Linked DNA regions of Homo sapiens: regions 2, 3 and 4 are each linked to region 1. Evidence: chromatin contacts called from ENCODE Hi-C data. All regions are on one chromosome and are shown on one strand. The core of a region is the stretch at or near the end of the contact, and the rest is flanking DNA. Distances in the headings are between cores, read along the strand shown.

Evidence for each region. Hi-C counts contacts between places; a loop is a spot of excess contacts on that map. Pooled maps may share reads with other maps.
Region 2: a pooled map shows a loop between it and region 1 (4-fold over the local background). The contact joins two enhancer-like sites. A Hi-C loop is called at or near these places in 3 of 168 maps with a recorded cell type or tissue (MCF 10A, chondrocyte and heart left ventricle), 2 of 37 single-sample maps with no recorded cell type and 3 of 50 pooled maps.
Region 3: a loop to region 1 is called in a map of kidney, with 3 times the contacts of the local background. The contact joins two enhancer-like sites. A Hi-C loop is called at or near these places in 2 of 168 maps with a recorded cell type or tissue (chondrocyte and kidney) and 1 of 50 pooled maps.
Region 4: a loop to region 1 is called in a map of PC-9, with 16 times the contacts of the local background. The contact joins two enhancer-like sites. A Hi-C loop is called at or near these places in 2 of 168 maps with a recorded cell type or tissue (PC-9 and aorta) and 6 of 50 pooled maps.

What each region holds. Positions count from the first base shown.
Region 1 is chr7:47,087,079-47,090,568 of GRCh38, reverse strand. No RefSeq gene overlaps it. Among named protein-coding and RNA genes, the nearest start is that of SNORD151, 380 kb to the left of the region's middle. Within about 2 kb of position 1,633, at least 2 of the 41 ENCODE cell types and tissues checked have a DNase peak (open chromatin) inside an H3K27ac peak, as active enhancers do.
Region 2 is chr7:46,145,494-46,148,983 of GRCh38, reverse strand. It overlaps the pseudogene ZNF619P1. Among named protein-coding and RNA genes, the nearest start is that of IGFBP3, 230 kb to the right of the region's middle. Within about 2 kb of position 1,908, at least 5 of the 41 ENCODE cell types and tissues checked have a DNase peak (open chromatin) inside an H3K27ac peak, as active enhancers do.
Region 3 is chr7:46,389,609-46,393,098 of GRCh38, reverse strand. No RefSeq gene overlaps it. Among named protein-coding and RNA genes, the nearest start is that of IGFBP3, 470 kb to the right of the region's middle. Within about 2 kb of position 1,777, at least 2 of the 41 ENCODE cell types and tissues checked have a DNase peak (open chromatin) inside an H3K27ac peak, as active enhancers do.
Region 4 is chr7:46,454,713-46,458,202 of GRCh38, reverse strand. No RefSeq gene overlaps it. Among named protein-coding and RNA genes, the nearest start is that of IGFBP3, 540 kb to the right of the region's middle. Within about 2 kb of position 1,787, at least 2 of the 41 ENCODE cell types and tissues checked have a DNase peak (open chromatin) inside an H3K27ac peak, as active enhancers do.

The DNA of each region.
Region 1 (3,490 bases), core at 384-2,883:
CATGGAGAAGAGAAGGGAAGGAGAGGAAAGATTATACAGCCCTGGGAAACTGTCATGGTTTGGGAGAGGAGGAGGAAAAACAACAATAAAGGGCAGTGAGCAGTTTGTGGCCAGAGGTTCAGGGACATCCAGAACCATTGCATGTCTGGGGAACCAAGAGAGGGCCATTATATGAAAGGAACAGGTGTGGGAGCCCCAGCCAGGGGATGGGCAAGAAGGGGCTGGGAGAAGATGTGGGGCTGGGGTAAGCCTGCTGAAGGCATTTCCACTCTGCCTTTTTCTGGGGCCCTGAGGGGACTCGCTCTTGGCCTGCGGCTATACTGTGGGATGTCTCTGTCCCACCACAGTGTGTGCCTGTGAGTGAGGCTCAGCCTTACTCTTCTCAGTCTCCTGCACCTGACTTACACCTCCTTTCAGGAAATGACAATGAGGACATAGAGGTGTTTGTTACGGATCAATTTCAAGTAGAACCATAACCCAAAGGGGCAGCACTCTCACAGAATGATCGACTTCAGCCAAGGGACAAAAGGGTGTTTGCTCATAGTGGAAAAGGAGAGAGAGAAACTAAAAATTAGGAGCGGGAAGTAAGACTAAGTGCAAAATCCCTGAGAGATTCTAGGTGAGCTGGCCATCCATTTAGGAAGAGATGGGCTGTAGGAGTAAAGTCTCATCACTGAGGAAGGTGCCTGGGTAGGTAGTGCAGGAGGAACGTAACCTGTATCTTAACCAATCAGCACTTTGAAATCACAAAATTCAGAACTCCCTGAATTCTGGATCCAGCCAGGACTGGATCCTTTCATGGGTTGAAAGGCTCATTCTAGTCACTGGAGCTTATGGAAAACTAAAGAGTATTTTTATCATGAATATTCCATTTTTGACATCTGTTAAGTATTAGGAATATCTTAGACACTGCGCAGAACACGAACTGAACACTCTTGGCAGGGGCTGCTGGTGAGTGTGCTCTTAGGTAAAGTAAGCGGACACAGACCCCCTGTTCAAGAGAGGAAACCATGGCTGTGTCATCAAATGGGCCGCCCTGGGAGACACCTGAGCAGTCAGGACACACCCAGAGTTGTGCCTTCAGGGTTTTATCGTCTTTTCACATCACTTTTTCCTATTATCGTGTCATGCGTTCCCATTTTGCCAGTGAAGAGTATGAGCCTCAGAGAATTTATGTGCCATTTACCTGGTAAGTAACCAAGTTGGAATCAGAATGAGGAAATGCAGGGAAAATTTAAATTTCATTCCTTCATATCACAAATATCTCTTGACATGTGTTTAATTAAAGTAACGAACTGAGATTTACTCCATGGGGAAACTGTAGTCTCAATAAAGGCACTTGGGCAACTCCAACTCCTTGACTTCTGGTAGTTTACATTCTTGATGTGATTTTTGTATATATTTAGGAGGCTAAAGAGGCCAAAACCAAAAATGCAATCTTTTCTATGTATTGTTTAAAAGTGAATAAAAAGTATTCCTTAATTTGCTTTATTAGAAAAGTATTTCTTTTAAAATTCCTGATCCTTTATGCATTAGGGCGAAGGGTGAGATTTGCACCTTGTCACCACTAGATGGCAACATCTGAGCGTAGAGTTCAGGCTCAGCGCGGTGGGCACCAACATTCCACAGGGCGCCTGACATGCGGCCTGGGATGGCGCCTCAGAAGGTTGGGCCAGCCAGCCAGCAAGCACCTGTTCCCTGATCCTAAAATAAACCATGGCGGGTCAAAACTCCTAATTGGTTCTATACACCTCTGAAGCCCAGCTCTCCTCGCATTCCACCCTGCTTGAAAAACTAGCAATGGCTCCCTCCAAAGACTAATGTCACCTATCGTCCCCAGATAGAGATTTGATCAATCCTTATTTCTTGACTTTTTCTGTGCCCTGTGTTGGGGAGTGTGGTGTGTCCAGGCCCATCAGAGCTGGCCAGCCAGCCTGGTAGAGGGGTATTGCTCATGGCCATAGAGCCACTGAGCAGGACAGCTGGCCAGCACCCTGGACGACTGAGGATTCTGTCCACAGACACAGACTCATCCACAGAGCTTGTGAGCCATGTAGGACATTTATCCGTGTGCTTTTGGCTGAGTGCAGACATCCAGAGGGTCAACCAAATGGATTGCTTCAAGCAGGTGGCAGCGTGCCTTCCCCGGCATGCTGAGCTGCTGGCCTTCTCCCCACCTCAATTCATTCCTTGCCTGCCCACTACCAGACACATTTAACCTATACCTCTTTGCCACTGTTTCCTCACAGTTGGGCACAGCATTTGGCACAGCTGCTGGAGGAGTCTCCCTGGCCTTTCTGCCCTGAAGAAATCACTCCTGAGCTGTGTGGCTGGGCTCAGGGCCTTGGACTCTGCAGCTGGGATCTCTGGGTGGGATTCAGGCACATGCCTTGAAGCACCCAAGTTAGCAGCAGTCGTTGAGGTGTTTGTTAGTCTATGAACCTTTCCAGTACCCACTCCCTCAGTGGCTCACTGTTCCAGAGACTGCACCACATCCTGGCTATGTGATGTGAATGTCTGATTCATGCCTTCCAGGGCAAACAATCAAGTCAGAGGAAGAGGCAGAGAGATTCTAACATGAATATAAGGGTTGAAGTCCACGGGAGGTGGGGAGGCAGAGGGAGGATGATTGCTCCATCTGGGACTTGGGGAAAGGTGCAATTTGGTAGATAGAAGGACCTACAGGCATCCACCAGGCTTGAGAGAAGGTCCACGCACCCCCTCTTTCTCCTTCTTCAGAATTTCTTCTGGCTTGTGGGGCCTACCTCCTTCTACAGAAGTTGGATTGAGAAGGGTGGGGCTGTGCTCCTCCTGAGTGTGAGGAGATCCAGAAACCTGGTCCTTAGGCAAATGTCTAGGTCTTTCTTCACTTACATGAGGCCTGAGCTACTTCCCCTTGGGAGGAGGTGTGGCATTGCTCCCTCTCTTTGGCCTGGAGCAGGTAGCCTCATCTGGCTGTTCCCTGGGAACCTGGTACGTTCGCTTTCCACAGTGCCCTTCCCACACTGGCCTTGGTTCACATATGGGTAATCCAGGATCTAGCTATGGGTTGGGAAGGAGTCGGGCTGTGTAGTCATTGGCTGCTTTGGTTCTAAGTTTCAGGTCTTTCAGCTAGATGGAGTTCTCTCCAATGGCTCCAGCGAGGGCTGGGAAGACAAAATCTAATAAAATAAAGCCTGTCTCTTTGCTCCGCCTTCTCTCTATGAATGTCAGCATGTTATGAGTCTAATAGTCTACTTGGCAAATCATTCTTTCTTCTTTTATATAGTATGCAATTTCAAAGAAAATTTGTATTTGTTTGTAGTCTTGAGTTCAAACCTTTTAAATTTTTAGATGGCCAGAAAATTAATTAGATAGGCATGAACTTCAGTGTTTTGTTGGATGGCTGACGGTTACGAAGCTGTTAAAGGATCTTCACATGCTTTTGTTTTCTGTTCTGACTCTGTATCAATTCTTTTGAACAGCAATTAGATGACAATTAAAGAATCCT
Region 2 (3,490 bases), core at 659-3,158, 940 kb after region 1:
AAAGACTACAAATATGGTGCAGTGTATACTGCTCACATGATGGGTGCACCAAAATCTCACAAGTCACCACTAAATAACTTACTCATATAACCAAATACCACCTGTACCCCAGTAACTTATGGAAAATTTTTTAAATTATAAATTAAAATTAGAAATCATAAAATTTATCTTTATAAATAAAAATTATATAAATTAAATTAATATAAATTATAACATGATTGTTATAAAGAAATAAATTTTTCTATAAAATAAAATTATTCTAAAATAGTCTATTTAAAAACAAGTAAATAGAAAGAGAAATGGAGATTCAGAGGGAAGAGAAGTGAAGAAGCATTTTTATGTCTATCTACGCATTTGATCCTCCTGGCAAGAGTGCTGTTCCTATTTTAACTATGAAAAAATTCAGTAAAATTCAGCTACTTATCCAATGTCACAGAGAAAATTCCAGTTGATATAAATATTTGGATGTTTATTCTGTACTATTTGGTATACTTTTCTATATCTGGATATCCTTACCAATAAAAGCAATCACTGCTGACTTAAAAAAATAACAGCAGAAAAATCATGGGAGGAATAAAAGATATCAAATCTCCATTTAGCAATACATCCCTATAACTTGCCTGGTACTTGAGAGCTTTCCAGATGCTTGCACCAAAAGGAACTATCAACAGAGTAAACAGACAACCTACAGAATGGAAGAAAACATTTGCAAATTACACATCCAACAAAGATCTAATACCCAGAATCTATAACAAGCTTTAACAAGTCAACACACACACAAAAAAACCTCATTATAAAATGGGCAAAGGACATGAACAGACACTTCTCAAATGAAGACATACACTCAGCCAACAAGCAGATGAAAAAATACTCAACATCATTAATCATTAGAGAAATGCAAATTAAAAACCACAATGAGATATCATCTCACACCAGTCAGAATGGCTACTATTAAAAGTTCAAAAAACAACAGATTCTGGTAAGGTTGCAGAGAATACGGCTCGTTTATACACTGCTGGTGGGAATGTAAAGTAGTTCAGCCACCATGGAAAGCAGTTTGGAGATTTCTCAAGGAACTTAAGACAGAAATACCCTTCAGCCTAGCCATCCCATTTTGCGTATATACCCAAAGAGATATAGATCATTCCACGGCAAAGACATATGCGTGCATATGTTGATCACAGCACTATTTACAATAGCAAAGACATGGAATCAGCCTAGATGCCCATCAGTAGTGGACTGAATAAAGAAAATGAGGTACATATATACCATGGAATACTACACAGCTATAAAATAACAAAATTATGTCCTTTCAGGATAATGGCTGCAAGCCTAAGCAAATTAAGACAGAAACAGAAAACCAAATACCACATATTCTCACTTATAAGTGGGAACTAAACATAGAGCACACATGGACATAAAGAAGGGAACAATAGACACCAAGCATACTTTTCTAGGTGGTGAAAATTTTCTGCATCTTGGCTATGCAATTGTATTCATTTCTCAAAACTCATTAAAATATGCACTTAAAAGTTGGCTTTTTAAAGTATAAATTCCTAAACCTGACCAAAATACATTTGCAATAAACATCTCCCCGTGCCCTGCCCCACAGACATAATATCATGCTGTTATAATAATAGTGTATATACAATTTTTTGAGAACTCTCTTCCCACTGGATATACTTTTTGAATAGCTTTCCCTGTTGCTGCACTATTCTGAGTCTGAGATGCTGCCATCCAGGATGGTCCTAGGCTCCAGCCACTGGAGGGAAAACAGCTAATCCAGTGAGATCCAACACGTGATAAGACCAGCATCCTGAGTGTGCTTTCCGGTGTTGTGAAATTAATTGACGTGTCACCAGTCCCAAATTCACATTTTCTCCGTGAGGCATCTGGGGGATGCAATCGTGTCAGAGAGCTGTGAGGCATCAGAAGTGAGGCTGGCACAGACTCCTCTCAGCAGGCCAGGGGTGCATCGCTCCTCCCCTTTTCTCGGGCACTTCCCAGCGTGAAGCTGCTGACTCCATGCCATGTGTACTTTTAGAAATGAAATGCCCCAGCCCACTTCACTCTTGGCATCTATGGATTGGAGTGAACACTGAAGTTAACAGACATCTGAATAAGAATAGAAAAGAAATCCAAACAGAAAAACCACATTCCCTTCCAGTCTAGTTAAAGCCATAATTTTAAATTAATCACTCACATTCTGTTCAGAGGTTATTTTCTTGGTCTATGACATAGTCACCCAGGATACTCATAACTGGTAATAAAAATTATGAGGGCAATTAAAAATACCAAGACTCCGGTTCCGCACAATGAGCCTTGCCCCTGACCAACCAAATGGCTCATCATCCATCCCGAGGGCAACCACTGGGTGCCTTCTCTGATGGCCTCTTCCAGAAGGCTTCTCCAATTACAATGGTCTGTGACTTGTGATGACACAATCTCCTAAAACCCCAAATCTTCTACAAACTCTTCCAACTCCAGTAACCCCCAAAGCAGGGCAAACTAAATAGATAGTCCATTTCCTTCCCAGGGGATAGAGTCAGAGTCATTAAAAGTGGTCTTTAATGTGAGAAATTGAAAAGGAGTTGGGAAAGTGATAATAACTTCTGCAAGACCAGGAAAGTGTCATTAAAGACATGATGGGAAACCAGTGAGAACCCTGCTCACTTTGGGCCATTATTGATGGGTAATGAAAACATAAAGGAGTTCATAGGGAGTGAGACAAAGCTTTCAGGCTATGAGGAGTGACTTCCAGAGGAAGCAAGGTCCTGAAGGAGATGTACTCAAAAGAAAAGAATAGCATAAAAGGGGCATAGAGGGAGAAGGGGCACTAGAGGTGGGGAGGAGGGGAGAGGGTCACAACTGGGGCAGACCACAAGCATTGGCAAGAAGGGGAGGGGGACAGAAAAGAGCAGCCCAGAACCATGGGTGCCTTTCTTCCCGTTGTGCAATTTTTTTTTTTTTTTTGAGACCGAGTCTCACTCTGTCACCCAAGCTGGAGTGCAGTGGTGCGATCTCGGCTCACTGCAATATCCGCCCCCGGGGTGCAAGTGATTCTCCTGCTTCAGCCTCCCCTCCCGAGTAGCTGGGATTACAGGCGCCTGCCACCGTGCCCCACTAATTTTTATATTTCTTGTAGAGATGGAGTTTCACCATCTTGGCCAGGCTGGTCTTGAACTCCTGACCTTGTGATTCCCCCACCTCGGCCTCCCAAAGTGCAATTTTTGATGCTGAGTAAAACTGAAAGCTGTGCCCCATTGGAAGGCTGTTGTCCCACACACCTTACACTCATAAAGTTTCTCCCCAGTGCAAACTCTGATGCAGAACCTAGATGATTTTTCAACTGGATGCTTTCTCACATTCCTGGCATTCATGAAATTCTCCCCCAGTGTGTGTTCCTTGCTGCACTGTGAAGCAAGAGACACAGGGAGCCTTTGCCAGCATTCCCCAAGTTCACAGACGGTTTCCCAGCATGGAATCTCTG
Region 3 (3,490 bases), core at 528-3,027, 700 kb after region 1:
AGTAGAGGATGGAAAATTATCAGCATAAGGAAAACAGTCAAAAAACTAAAGTGAACCCTCTGTTAAATCCTTTATAGGGACGATCCTAATGTCGGAAGTTACCCATGAAGAGAACACATCAGAAAGCTTCATGAAAGAACAACACATAAACCAACCCTGAAGGACACCAAGGGATGGGTAGAGTCTTTTGGGCTTTGGAGACAGCACAAATATAAGGGAATAGGCAAAAATGCACAGGGTCTTTGAGGGGACAGTGTATGCCTATGACTGGAGGATGAAAGGACACTTAGAATGAGAGAGGGGACTGGTCAAATGGGCCACAGGCAAACCAGGGCAGAAAAAAAGGGAATGCTGAAGAGAGTGGAGCTGGAACACAACCTCCCTAGAGTCGAGCTTTGGAAAGGTGAGTTGTTTCTGGGTGAGGAGACTGGATTGGAGAAGAAGCTAATGGGAAAGGCCAGTTAGGAGATGGCCGTAGCAACCTGGAGGAGGTGCAGGAGGGCCTTCCTGGCACAAGTTGGCTGCAGGAGTGGAAGGTTAACTTACAGTTGGCCATAGGAAGGAATTGGTCATTAGTGAGGAGTGAGGAATAGAGAGCAGTTCCGAGTCGATGTCATTAGGAGGTCAGAGACAACTGAAAGCTGGCTTGGGGCAGAAATGAAGTGCTCCTGATATTCTCCTTTTGAGGAGCTAGTGGGCCATTGAGGGAGCAACGCTCAGCTAATGCTCAATGATGGAGTAAAGCTCAGAATTATAGGGAAAGGTTAGATATGCAAATTTCTACCACCCTAGATGTGGCCACTGGAAACATGGGAGAAACTGAGACCACCCAAGGACAGAGGAACCAAAGTTGAGGAATGACCACTTTGGAAAAGAGAATCAAGCCAGTTGCAGTAGTACATGCCTGTAGCCCCAGCTACTCAGGGGGCTGAGGCAGGAAGATCACAAGAGCCCAGGAGCTGGAAACCAGCCTGGAAAACATAGCAAGACCCTGTCTCTAAACAACAATAACAACAAAAGAATCAGAGGAAGCAGCTCTATAGTACAATTTTCCAAGAGGAGGTGGAGTTGCAGTGACCCTGCTCATTTCTCTTTACAAAGTCATGGAAATGGATGAGATCTGAAAAATTCTTGGATGCTAGGTATTTGGTCTTGCAGACAGCTCAATTGTGTTCACAAGCAGAAGCCAAATAAGAGCTCTCTCCATTTTCTCTGTAGGTTTTCTGAACCTATTGAGAACATAAACACCACAAATCGTTTGTCTCAGGAAGACTCTTTTATTAGACTGGACAACCCTAAGAATGGAAAATGCATCTGCCTAGGAGAGACGTCCTTGACAGTGGAACTGGATTTGATTTCTCTAAAGGAAATCCTTTCCAATGACCTCTTTTCCCTTGTATCCCATGCTTGCAAAGTTTTTAACTAACCTCCAGCCTACGGCTAACCCCACATGGGCTTGTGTGCTTCACAAAGTGTTTACTTCTGTTGATTTCAGGATGTGGTGGATCCCTTAAAAAGCAAGCTATTTTTTGATATTTGACCGGTTCAGATGGGATGAGGATTAACCCCAGATGTTCCTGAGGTTGTAAAACATTCAATTAAGTGTTTTAGCTTCACTTTAATGCACTCCTTTTTTTTTTCCTGTAGCTAAGGAGAAAAGCCAGCAAATAAAGTTGGGAGGTTAAGTACTCTCAGTGTTTCCAACCTAAGGCAGAAGCACCATAAATCTCAGAAGGAAAGCTATGCTCAGCATGCAGCCAGCTGCACTGTGCTCACAGGCCACAGGGTTCTCCATAGTTCAGATAAGGTGAAGATTGCTAATCCAAAAGCCTCATCTGACCTGATTTTCAGTTCCAGCTCCTGCGGTGACTGAAATATGGATTACTGGGAAGCAATCGCCTTGGGGGTACGTTGGCTTTACTTTTAAATAGGTATGTGTTTTACGTAGTATTTAAACGTACATTGGTTAAAATGGACCTGGACGGAACATTGAAGATTTAATAAAACCTTAAACAGGTTAATAGCATTCCAAGCACTGCTGTGAACCCTGGAAGCAATCTCTGAGGCATACCTGGGTCAGTGATATTTTTACCTGAGCAAGAATTTTCCCATCAACACTTCACTCTAAGGCTCTCTTACATGGATGACATTAGTTTATCATATCTTTGAAAAGCAGTTTTCTGTTTGTATGACTCTTCTTAGATACATTTGAAAAATGATCCCAGATCAATGTGGACTCTAATGTTGTCCCCAGTGTTCACGACCCGGTTCTCTCACCCTCCTATGGGGCCTTTTCTCCTACAATCTCTGTGAAGGAAGGCACTCTGCCCTGGTCTCTGCTCCTAGACCAGTGTTTTGCACAATGCCTGTGAGATTTCTTAAATACACTGTCATTTCAATATTCTAGAAACTCACTCACTCAATTTTGTCACAGAGGAAAGGTATGTTTCTGGTGCTTTTTTGCTTTGTTTTGCCAAGTAGAAAGTGAAGTCTCTTCCTTGCACACTGAGGAGGGTCCCTGGCACATTCACCGCTTTCGCCCTGCACATTCTCATCACAGGCAACTCTCACAAGAGCCCCAGGGAAGGCCTTCTCATCTCCACAGAACAGTTAAAAAAAAAAAAAAAAAAAAAGACACCAGAAAACCAGATGTAGTGAAAGGCAATGCTAAGAAACCCTGCAGTTTTTCACTGTGTTTGGTGTTTCCTGCTGGCCCATGGCATTGAGGCTGGGTTTGCTCTTGGAAGCTGGACATGCCACCCAGGATCGCTTCTTGTTTCTACAGATGGGAATTAGATAAACGGACCCAGAATGGTCTTCCACTGGAGTGTCCACAACTTAATCTCCTTCTGTTTCAGTCATGAAAGAGTGCCATCCTTGGCCAGCAATGGGAATAACAAGAGGAATTTTGGAATACATGCTAAATCTCAACCATGACTCTCAACAATATGCACACAGAGACAGGATGGGGGTGAAGACGTTCATCCCCTGCCACTCTGTCAAGAGTGGTGCAGCCAAAACCAAATCCACCTCTCTCCAACTCTTTCCCCAGCCAGTCAGGATGCAACTCCATGGGACAACACAGATGGAATTCTCAGGTCAGCCCAAAGCACAGAGTGGTGTCAGTAAGTGACAGCTCTTAGGTTTTATTCCCACAGATCCCTGTTCTTGAGGTATAAGGACCAGAGAAGAGACTGGGAGCACCCATGAATATTTCATTTAACTTTTAGCTGTTTGTAATCAAGCTGCTTCCAAATGATTACCATTTAATTTATAAATGCTCAAAATGCAATATTTTAAATATTTTACTTGGCCACGTCATCTGAGATGCAGGTCAGTATCTGCCCCAAAGGTGACTCAATGCACCATCTTCCATTTTATGCTGTCTGTGACTCTACCTGGCCTCAGCATCTCCAGCCTTCTCTGAGGTTCTAGGAAGAGAGCTGAGCTGACCTCTCCTGTCAGCAAGTGCTCTGGGGCCCTCTGGCTT
Region 4 (3,490 bases), core at 538-3,037, 630 kb after region 1:
AATTTCCTCAGTAGAGGAAATAAAGTGAAATAAACAATGGATGCAAGTAGGCTTTCTCTGGAGGCCCCTGTGTCTGGATCTAGAAAAGATTAACTGAGAGTCTGATACCCTTAATGGTCTGATGAAAACCATTACCACTGATTACCATCTACTCTCTCTGAGGGCTGCTACCTGGGGTTTCATCTGCGTGAAGTTTCCAACTGCTTTTGCCCTACACTTTTCCTTTATTCCCTTTCCCATAACCTGTCTTGCCCTATTCCAAGCCCCTCTTCTTTCTGTAACCTCAGGATGGATGAAACTTGTACCATCTGGTCCTTTCTTTGAGTTTTCTTATTTTTTATGACTTCCATTTACACATGTGCATGTAATATATTTGCATGCCATTTTTCCTATTAATTTGTCTATTATCAGTTTGTTTTATATATTCAAATTATCCAGACTTCAACGGGAAAATTTAAACTTTCCTACAGTCCCAACACACTTCTGTGAGCACTTTTAAAGCTCCTGGGATGAAACTACCTTTGCCAAAATTAGAACAGTGAGAAAATTATGACAGTGAAAGAGATCTGATCTAGCAAAACTGTCTTGCCTTTAACCTCTTAACTACCCTTAATCATTCCTGGGTTTAGGCCAAGATAACTTTGGGAGACATTTAGTTTATAGTTTAAATAATAATAATAGTCCTTCCCCAAAACTAAACTGACTTTGTAAAGCTAGTGAAAAACCATCAGGTTAGATGGATGAGAAGCCTGAATTCTGCCAAGGTATAGACTTAAAAACAATTACCAGCCATTATTCCGGATGTCACAAGATATGAAATTTCACTAATTACTCCTGCAGATAACATCATTATTATGGAACTGAAGATTAGCCTTTGAGATGTCTTTTCAGGTTTTTGCATTTCTAATGATGATGGCTCCACCTGGACCCACCAGCCATCCTGTGGCCCCACCCAGAAGAGAACCACTATCCACACCCCCATTCCCTTGCCCGCCAAACTATTCTGGAAAAACCCTAGCCCCCAAGTTTTGGGGGAGTTGATTTGAGTAATAACTTTGTCTTCCAGGTGGCATGGCTGGCCTCATGTCAATTAAACTCTTTATCGAAGTGCTGTGGTCTTAGTCAATTGGAGTTGTTTGTGCAACAGGCAGTAAGAACTCGTGGGGTGTTTACAGGGAGAGTACCAATTAACACAATAGTTACAATGAACACTCAAGATGTGAGATATAATAATAAATATTTTATTTGTGCTTCTCTGCCTTCCCCTGCGAGTCACCATTGTGAGTCTCTTTATGTCTTTGAATTTTCTGTTTTTCTACTTTTTACTGTATTTTTCTTGATTTATAAAGATAATACATGCTCTTTAAACAAAACTCAAATATTATATAACTAAGAAAAATAAATGTTTCAATAATTTTATCTTTTAAGTTAATGATATTGATGCAAATTATTTCACATTTTTCTTTTACATACTTCTCCCATTAAGAATTAGCTATTTTATTATTATTAGCTCCTTTATATTAAATAATGGAATCACTGAATATCTAGAAATCAACAAATCCTTTCTAGATACCATGGTTAAGCATAGCTTGGCTTGGTAAGCAAAACACATATTCTGAATACTTAAAACCAAAATCTTTGGGATGTTTTTTCTCTTGGCTCATGTGCAATTCCATAACACTGACGCATAACATTCCATTAAGTTAGATGCCAGTGGGAAAGTCTCACGTGACTATGCTGCATGTTCAGTCTCTAGACACACTCTGTCCATGTCTGCAGCTGAGCCTTTCCCTTAAGCATTTTTCTGACCCTGGACACATCTGGACTCCTGCCGTGGTGTGAGCACCTCACAGGCCCTGCCCTTGTTCAGTCTGTGTCTGTTTCTCTAACTCCAGGCACAGTGCCTGGGCTAAACTGAATAGATTCTCAAGAATTCTTGTGAAGCACAGTAATAGGTACATTTTACAAGGAAAACCAAGAAGAAATGCAGGTTGATATATATCATAAGCCAAAATTCGGGTGTGCAGATTGGATCCAAGAAGTGTGTGAGTCAAATGGACTACGACAACTGGCTTCACTCCAGCAGCTTGATTAGAGCCCTGGGCAAAGAAGTGTCTGGTACTCTCTGCCACACCACACACCTTGGCATGCTTAGGTTCCAGGGCACCGTGGGTAATCCTTGGCACTATTTTTTTTTTTTGAGATGGAGTCTCGCTCTGTCGCCCAGGCTGGAGTGGAGTGGTGCAATCTCAGCTCACTGCAAGCTCTGCCTCCCGGGTTCATGCCATTATCCTGCCTCAGCCTCCAGAGTAGCTGGGACTACAGGCGCTGGCCACCACGCCGGGCTAATTTTTTGTGTTTTTAGTAGAGATGGGTTTCACCGTGTTAGCCCTTGGCACTATTTTTATATGGTACAGCCATAAAATGGAATGAGTTTGTAAAAGTGAGACCCTATGATGAAGAGTTTGTGACTGTCAAAGCTGTGGACAATGTTAGGGTTAAAGGGAGAGCGCATTCGCTATTTTCCAGTATCTAAATAGAGGTCATGTAGAATTGAAGACCACTCTCATTTGGACTGACTTCAAAAGATAAATTTATAAGATGTGACAAAATAAGATTTAGTGTATTATGAGGAATGTTCTATATGATTCTTCAGGTGCACCCTGTCCAGTTGAATCCCAGTTGCCTGGAGGGATGACCCACTGATTAGTAGCCTTTACAGCTTTCCTTCCTCCCATGCCTCACCTCCCTATTCTCTCTCTTGTGCTTCTTGGGGAATCACCTCCAAACGGAACCTCTTGCACTTAAGATCTTGCTTCAGGATCTACTTTTAGGTAGAATCTAAACTAAGACATCTATTCCTGCAGGTGTGGGGCTAGGTTATGGAGTATATCCTAGTCCTCACTGTTGAAGAGCACGGTCTGTTTGGAGCAGATGGACATTACAATGAAAAAGGACTGTGAGAGGGATTCCATAAGGTCATAAGACACATGAAGCAGGTGGTAATCAATTCCACTCAGGATGCTGAAAGAAGACTTACAGAAGTGTCCCCTTGAGAGGGAACTTGAAGAATAAGCAGAAACTGACCAGGCTCATAATAGATTAGCAGTGTTTCTGGCACAGAAAATGCCATGTGCACAGAGAAGGAGGCTGCAAGCAACCACAAGACAATCAGGAGTGACTCCAGGAAGACTGAACAGCAGCCTGGGAAGCCACGGGAAAACAGAAGGAGACGGAACTGCAGAGCTTGAGCTTGCCAGGAGCAGAATGTAGAAAGCCAAGCTCTGGGCTGTGAGAATTTGGCTGCTATAGTATAAGCAGTGGGGGGACTTTAGAAGATTGAAATTAATAATAATAAAACAAATACAAAGAGAGTAACATAATCAACTGCCATTTTAGAGAGCGAGAACTTTATTTGCAATGTGAAGAACATGAATTGTCAGTAGGGAGTTCAGAGAATAATGTATTAAAATTATACCCCTCAGAAATT